Linked DNA regions of Homo sapiens: region 1 is linked to region 2. A link is a loop called in an ENCODE intact Hi-C map of the cell type or tissue named here. Cell type or tissue: Caco-2. All regions are shown on one strand. Links, peaks and the distances in the headings refer to the core of each region. The heading gives the core; the rest is flanking DNA.

The links. A loop is a pair of places that touch in the nucleus more often than their neighbours do. Peaks named below come from ENCODE experiments on the same cell type or tissue, not always from the same donor. Only the 100,000 strongest peaks of a DNase experiment are listed, where the experiment ranks them.
Region 1: it touches region 2 in a loop (2.6-fold over the local background); 9 of 110 quality-filtered maps call a loop at or near these places.

The regions. Positions count from the first base shown.
Region 1 is chr19:13,161,139-13,164,041 of GRCh38, reverse strand. No RefSeq gene overlaps it. Among named protein-coding and RNA genes, the nearest start is that of IER2, 12 kb to the right of the region's middle. RefSeq lists an enhancer at 357-446 and a silencer at 717-1,116. In Caco-2, for the core only: no CTCF peak of the experiment used is centred there; DNase peaks (open chromatin) are centred at 131 and 1,081; H3K4me3 peaks cover 1,636 bases.
Region 2 is chr19:13,233,568-13,236,470 of GRCh38, reverse strand. It overlaps CACNA1A (calcium voltage-gated channel subunit alpha1 A), which reads left to right. Exons shown (of 47, transcript NM_001127222.2): 32 at 741-857; 33 at 1,197-1,262; 34 at 1,435-1,550. Among named protein-coding and RNA genes, the nearest start is that of IER2, 85 kb to the right of the region's middle. RefSeq lists a silencer at 1,770-1,819. In Caco-2, for the core only: a CTCF peak has its summit at 1,736 (motif pointing right); a DNase peak (open chromatin) is centred at 1,740.

The sequences.
Region 1 (2,903 bases), core at 83-2,582, 72 kb after region 2:
CAGTCGGGTGGCCAGCCGGCTGGGATGACGGCACTCCCGGGGGCCCGGCCAGCCGCCGAGGTGCGGGAGAGCTGGGGGATGGGGGACAGTGAATGCTGGGATTATGTCTTAACTAAGACTCAACAGTGTACTGGGGGAGGGGCCAATTGGGCCAGGAGGCTCGAAGACAGTGCAGGGAAGGGCAGCAGGGCTAGGGCCCCTGAGGGTTTCTTCTGAGAAAGGGATTCACCAAAGGGCCAGGCGGGGAGCACGATATGGGGAGGCCTCAGCTCCTGAGCTCAGCTCACTTGGACATGTTTGGGGAGACACAAGCTCCCCTTAACACAGACCTGGGTGGGATGACCCCCTAGGCTGAGCCTCAGGAAACAGGAAAGGTCCTGGTCAGAGCGCTTCTGGACAGAGGTGGGCTTTCCTGGACAAACGTCGGGGCTCTGAACTCATCTGGACACAGGTAGAGAAGATCTGGGCTCCCCCAAACACAGGTGTGTGGATCTGAGCGCTACTAGACACGGCTGTGAGGGTTGTGGGCTCCCCTAGACACTAAAAAACCGGGGAAGGTGTAGGCTTTCCAGAACACGGCGGGTTCTGAGCTCCCCTGGACAGAGGTGTGAGGTTCGGGGCTCCCTGAATACACGTGGAGGCTTCAGCAACCCCCAACCCAAAGAGAGTAGTGTGAGCCTCAAACTCGCAAGTCTCATTACTCTTTCATTCTCTCGGCCCTTTTTCCCTGATTGGGAGCCGAACCCCCAAGGGCGGTGCAGAAGCCACGACTTCCCATTGCCTCTGACGCCCCCGGGACCTGGGCGCGACCCCCGCCTCCGCCTTCCCGCTGGGCCGCAAGCTCCGCCCCCGCCTCCCTGGGGCGGGCAGGGCGGGTCCGGAAAGGGGGCGTGGCCCGGGCAGCTGACTACGCGGGGAGTTCTTGGAAGTCGCGGGTTGCAGCGCGCGGAGACGGAGCCCGGGGAAAAGCCAAATGCGGGAGTCAATTTGCATGCACCGCCCTTGGGCGTGATAGACACAGGATGGCTCCGCCCTGCATAGTGACGACTTACCCACCTCCAACGCTCGGCCTCCCGCTCACATTTCCTTGGCAAGATCAAATCCCCACCCTGCCTGGCTAGCAACTGGGCCGCGGCGTGGCCTGCGTCGTCCCTGCCCTCGGGCGGGTGGACTTCGCCCAAGGTCCTGGAACCGGGTAAACCGGTCTGGGTGCTGCTTCTGGATTGGTCCCGACCTGTGGCCCGGCCCTTTCCCAGATCTACAGAGGCTGAACTGGGGCGCCCTTCCTTTGGGTCCTGCACGGCAGGGCAGGGCAGAGTGGGGAGGAGGCTTCGGGATAGAGGACCCGACTAGAGCTGTCCTTTACTTGCTGTCTTGCAGAGCGAAACTCTGTGGGCCTGTTTCCTCATATATACACAGTGGACGTTAAGAGGACAGATCTCAAACGAAGGTTGCAAAGGCATCATTCATTCACAAAAACCGCTTAACCATCTGCTAGACTTGGAGGCAGTAGGCTACAAGAGGAAACTAACTCAGAAACAACGGTTTAATTCTACAAAGGTAAAATTGCACTTGTGATAAGTATTAACAAAAAAAAATTTTTTTTTTTTTGAGACTGAGTCTCACTGTCACCCAGGCTGGAGTGCATTGGCGCTATCTCAGCTCACTGCAACCTCAGCCCCCCGGCCCCGGGTTCAAACGATTCTCCCATCTCACCCTTCCGAGCAGCTGGAACTACAGGTGCGCGCCACCACGCCTGGCTAATTTTTGTATTTTTAGTAGAGATGGGGTTTCACTATGTTGGCCAGGCTGGTCTCAAACTCCTGACCTCAAGTGATCCGCCCACCTCAGCCTCCAAAAATGCTGGGATTACAGGCATGAACCACCACTCCCAGCCCCGCAAAAATTTATTTTATTATTATTTTTTGAGATGAAGTCTTGCTCTGTCGCCCAGGCTAAAGTGAAGTGGCTTGACCTTGGCTCACTGCAACCTCCGCCTCCCGGGTTCAAGCGATTCTCCTGCCTCAGCCTCCCAAGAGGTGGGATACAGGCTCCTGCCACCACGCCCGGCTAATTTTTGTATTTTTAGTAGAGATGAGGTTTCACCATATTGGCCAGGCTGGTCTCGAGCTCCTGAACTTGTGATCCGCCCACCTTGGCTTCCCAAAGTGCTGGGATTACAGGTGTGAGCCACTGCGCCTGGTCTCTTTATTTTTCTTGAGACAGAGTCTTACTCTGTCGCCCAGCTGGAGTGCAGTGGTGCCATCTCGGCTCACTGAAACCTTCTCCTCCAAGGTTCCAGCGATTCTCCTGCCTCAGCCTCTGGAGTAGCTGGGACTACAGGCGCGTGTTACCATGCCTGGCTAATTTTTGTATTTTTAGTAGAGATGGGGTTTCACCTTATTGGCCAAGTTGGTCTTGAACTCCTGACCTCGTGATCCTCCTGCCTCGGTCTCCCAAAGTGTTGGCATTACAGGCGTGAGCCACCATGCCTGGCCAAATGTTTTAAATAAAGTAGCTCTTGATCCGAGTGTCAAATATAGGGGTCTTGCCTCCCATCAGAGACTGGTTAAATAAATAAATAAAAAACACCAGCCTGGGCAACATGGAAATTCCATCTCTACAAAAAAAATAAAAAATTAGCCAGGCATCGTGGTGTGTGCCTGGGGTCTCAGCTATGCTGGAAGCTGAGATGGGAGGATCCCTTAAGCACTAGACTTTGAGGCTGCAGTGAGCCTTGGATCATGCCACTACACTCCAGTCTGGGCGACAAAGCAAGACCCTGTCTCAAAAATAGATTAATTAATTAAAATAAAATAAAATAGGCCAGGTACGGTGGCTCATGCTTGTAATCTCAGCACTTTGGGAGGCTGAGGCGGGCGGATCAGGAGATCGAGACCATC
Region 2 (2,903 bases), core at 288-2,787:
CCCATTCCCGCTCGCCAAGGGGGTAAGAAAAGATGCTCTTCCGCTTCTCCCAATTGGCTCGAGCCGCTGCTCCTCTTGGCCGTGGGGTGAGGTCAGGGCGGGCAGGAGCGGGTGGGCAGCTCGGCAGGGCAGGGCAGGGCAGGGTGCCCGGTGAGTCCCGTGACAGATGCATTTCTGGCCCGGAGCGTAACATGCCCTCGGAACCCGCACATGTCCACCAGGCCTGACTGTGCTGGCGACCTCCACCCCCACCCCCGCCCTGGTGTTTGTGCATCGTACACGTATGATAGATTCCGCAACTTGACCGGCTTGTGTCCTTTCGTCTCAGTGCATTTGGTTGTTGGGAGAAACAAAAACCATCTCGATTTTTTTCCTGATTGGATGATTCGGATATATTTTCTTTTTCTTGTTCTTTTGTTATTTCTTCCCCATCCCCGTTCCTTTTTCCTCCTTTCTTTTTCTTTTCTTTTCCCCATTGTGGGTGGGGCTGGCAGGGAGGGCTTATGCTTTTGAGTTGATGCCTTTTCCTCCCTCCCACCCTCTCTCTCCCAACATTATTCCTTTTTCGAGTTTTTCCTCTGCATCATTGCATTAATAGTGCTTTCTCTCTCCCTCCTTATTTGGGGTCTGGCTTGCTTTTTTCCTGTTGGTTGGCTTCATGTAGGGGCCTCTGTGAGTGGTGACAGCTCTGAGCCTTTTGGGGTGGGTGGATGGTCACCCCTCTTCCTCCATCTCCCCAGAATAACTTCATCAACCTGAGCTTTCTCCGCCTCTTCCGAGCTGCCCGGCTCATCAAACTTCTCCGTCAGGGTTACACCATCCGCATTCTTCTCTGGACCTTTGTGCAGTCCTTCAAGGTGAGTCCTCGTCCCTGCTGCTGGCCCAGGGCTGAGAAGACAGGTGACCCTCATGCTCTGGCTGAATGTAGAAGTCAGATTGGAAGTGCCTCTGTGATGTAGTCGTGCAGAGAATCTGTTATCTCCAAGGCTGTTGTCAAACTTCCTGTCCCTGGTGTGTCTTCAGAGCTGTAAGGGCCTCATCCTAGAGCCCCCAGAGATGCCCACCAGCCCTGGAAGGACTCTGGCACGTGGCATATGGCCACCCAACCCAGTGGGGCAGAGCACTGGGACAAGGGAGGAAGACAGTGCGGCTGAGGGACCCCCAGCACTCTTCTTCATTGCCTTTTTTCCCACCAGGCCCTGCCTTATGTCTGTCTGCTGATCGCCATGCTCTTCTTCATCTATGCCATCATTGGGATGCAGGTGAGTGTCGTGTCCCTAAGGTTCCCAGAGCCTCCCAAGGAGGGCAGCCACCCTTAGAAAGGGGTGGGTCAGAGGAGCCTGGTTCACAGAAGCAGCCATGGAGGTTGAGCTGGGTTTCCCAGAAGCCACTGGAGGAATGGCAGCCCCTGGTCGTCACCCTCCAATTCCACAGGTGTTTGGTAACATTGGCATCGACGTGGAGGACGAGGACAGTGATGAAGATGAGTTCCAAATCACTGAGCACAATAACTTCCGGACCTTCTTCCAGGCCCTCATGCTTCTCTTCCGGTGAGAAGGGGACCTGCTCTGATAATTCTGTTTCCGTGGGGTGGGGTGCCTGCCTTCATCCTTCTGTTCCCATAGAGGATGTACCCTCCTCTTCCAATGCAAGACGTGCCCTCCTCCTTCTCTTCTGGCAGGGGCGCGCCCTCACCCTTCTTTTCCGGTAGGGGGCGTGCCCTTCTCTTCCGGTAGGGGACGTGCCGGCCTTCTCTTCCGATAGGGGGCGTGCCCTCCTCCTCCTTTTCTGGTGTGGGGGTGGCCAGATGTGCTCTTATCCTTCTTTTCCCGTGAGGCTGGAAATGGGTGTCGTGGGGGGCCCAGGAATCCTAGCAGGGCAGAAGCAGAGGGCCCTGGGACATAGTCATCAAGGTCATTTTCCAGGCATTATCTCTGAATCTTCCTGACCACCCTGTGAGGAAGGGATTCTTGGCAGCCCTATCCGACAAATAAGAAAACAGGCTTACAGACCGTGAGGCTTGATTCTTTGGTTCATCATCTTGGCTGCACACAAAAGTTCCTTCACTCGTTCAGTGTAGGTTTTTTGGGGGGGCTTTTTTTTTTTTTTTTTTTTTTTTTGGAGATGGAGTCTCGCTCTGTTCCCCAGGCTGGAGTACAGTGGCGCGATCTCGGCTCACTGCAAGCTCCGCCTCCCGGGTTCACGCCATTCTCCTGCCTCAGCCTCCCGAGTAGCTGGGACTACAGGCGCCCGCCACCACGCCCAGATAATTTTTTTGTATTTTTAGTAGAGTCGGGGTTTCACCATGTTAGCCAGGATGGTCTCGATCTCCTGACCTCGTGATCCGCCCGCCTCGGCCTCCCAAAGTGCTGGGATTACAGGCGTGAGCCACCGTGCCCAGCCCTTTTTTTTTTTTTTTTTTAGATGGAGTCTCTCTCTGTTGCCCAGGCTGGAGTGCAGTGGCGCCATCTCGGCTCACTGCAAGCTCCTCTTGTGGAGGTGTATTGAGCACCTACAGCATGCCAGGCAGGGCTGAAAAACGAGGATGCACCAGGAAATAGAGAAAAGAGACATTTTAAGCACTTTGGAAGCTAACATCCCCATGGGGAAGACGAATAATCAGGAAACAAATTATAGAGGATGCTGGAAAAAGATAAAATTCAAGAATAAAGGGGAATAGGGCCAGGTGCAGTGACTCGTGCCTGTAATCCTAGCATTTTGGGAGGCCGAGGTGGGAGGATCGCTTTAGCCCAGGAGTTTGAGACCAGCCTGGGCAACATAGTGAGACCCCGTCTCTACAAAAAAATTGTTTTTAATTAACTGGGCATAGTGCCACACACCTGTAGTCCCAGCTACTTGGGAGGCTGAGGCAGGAGGATTGCTCGAGCCCAGGAGTTCCAGGC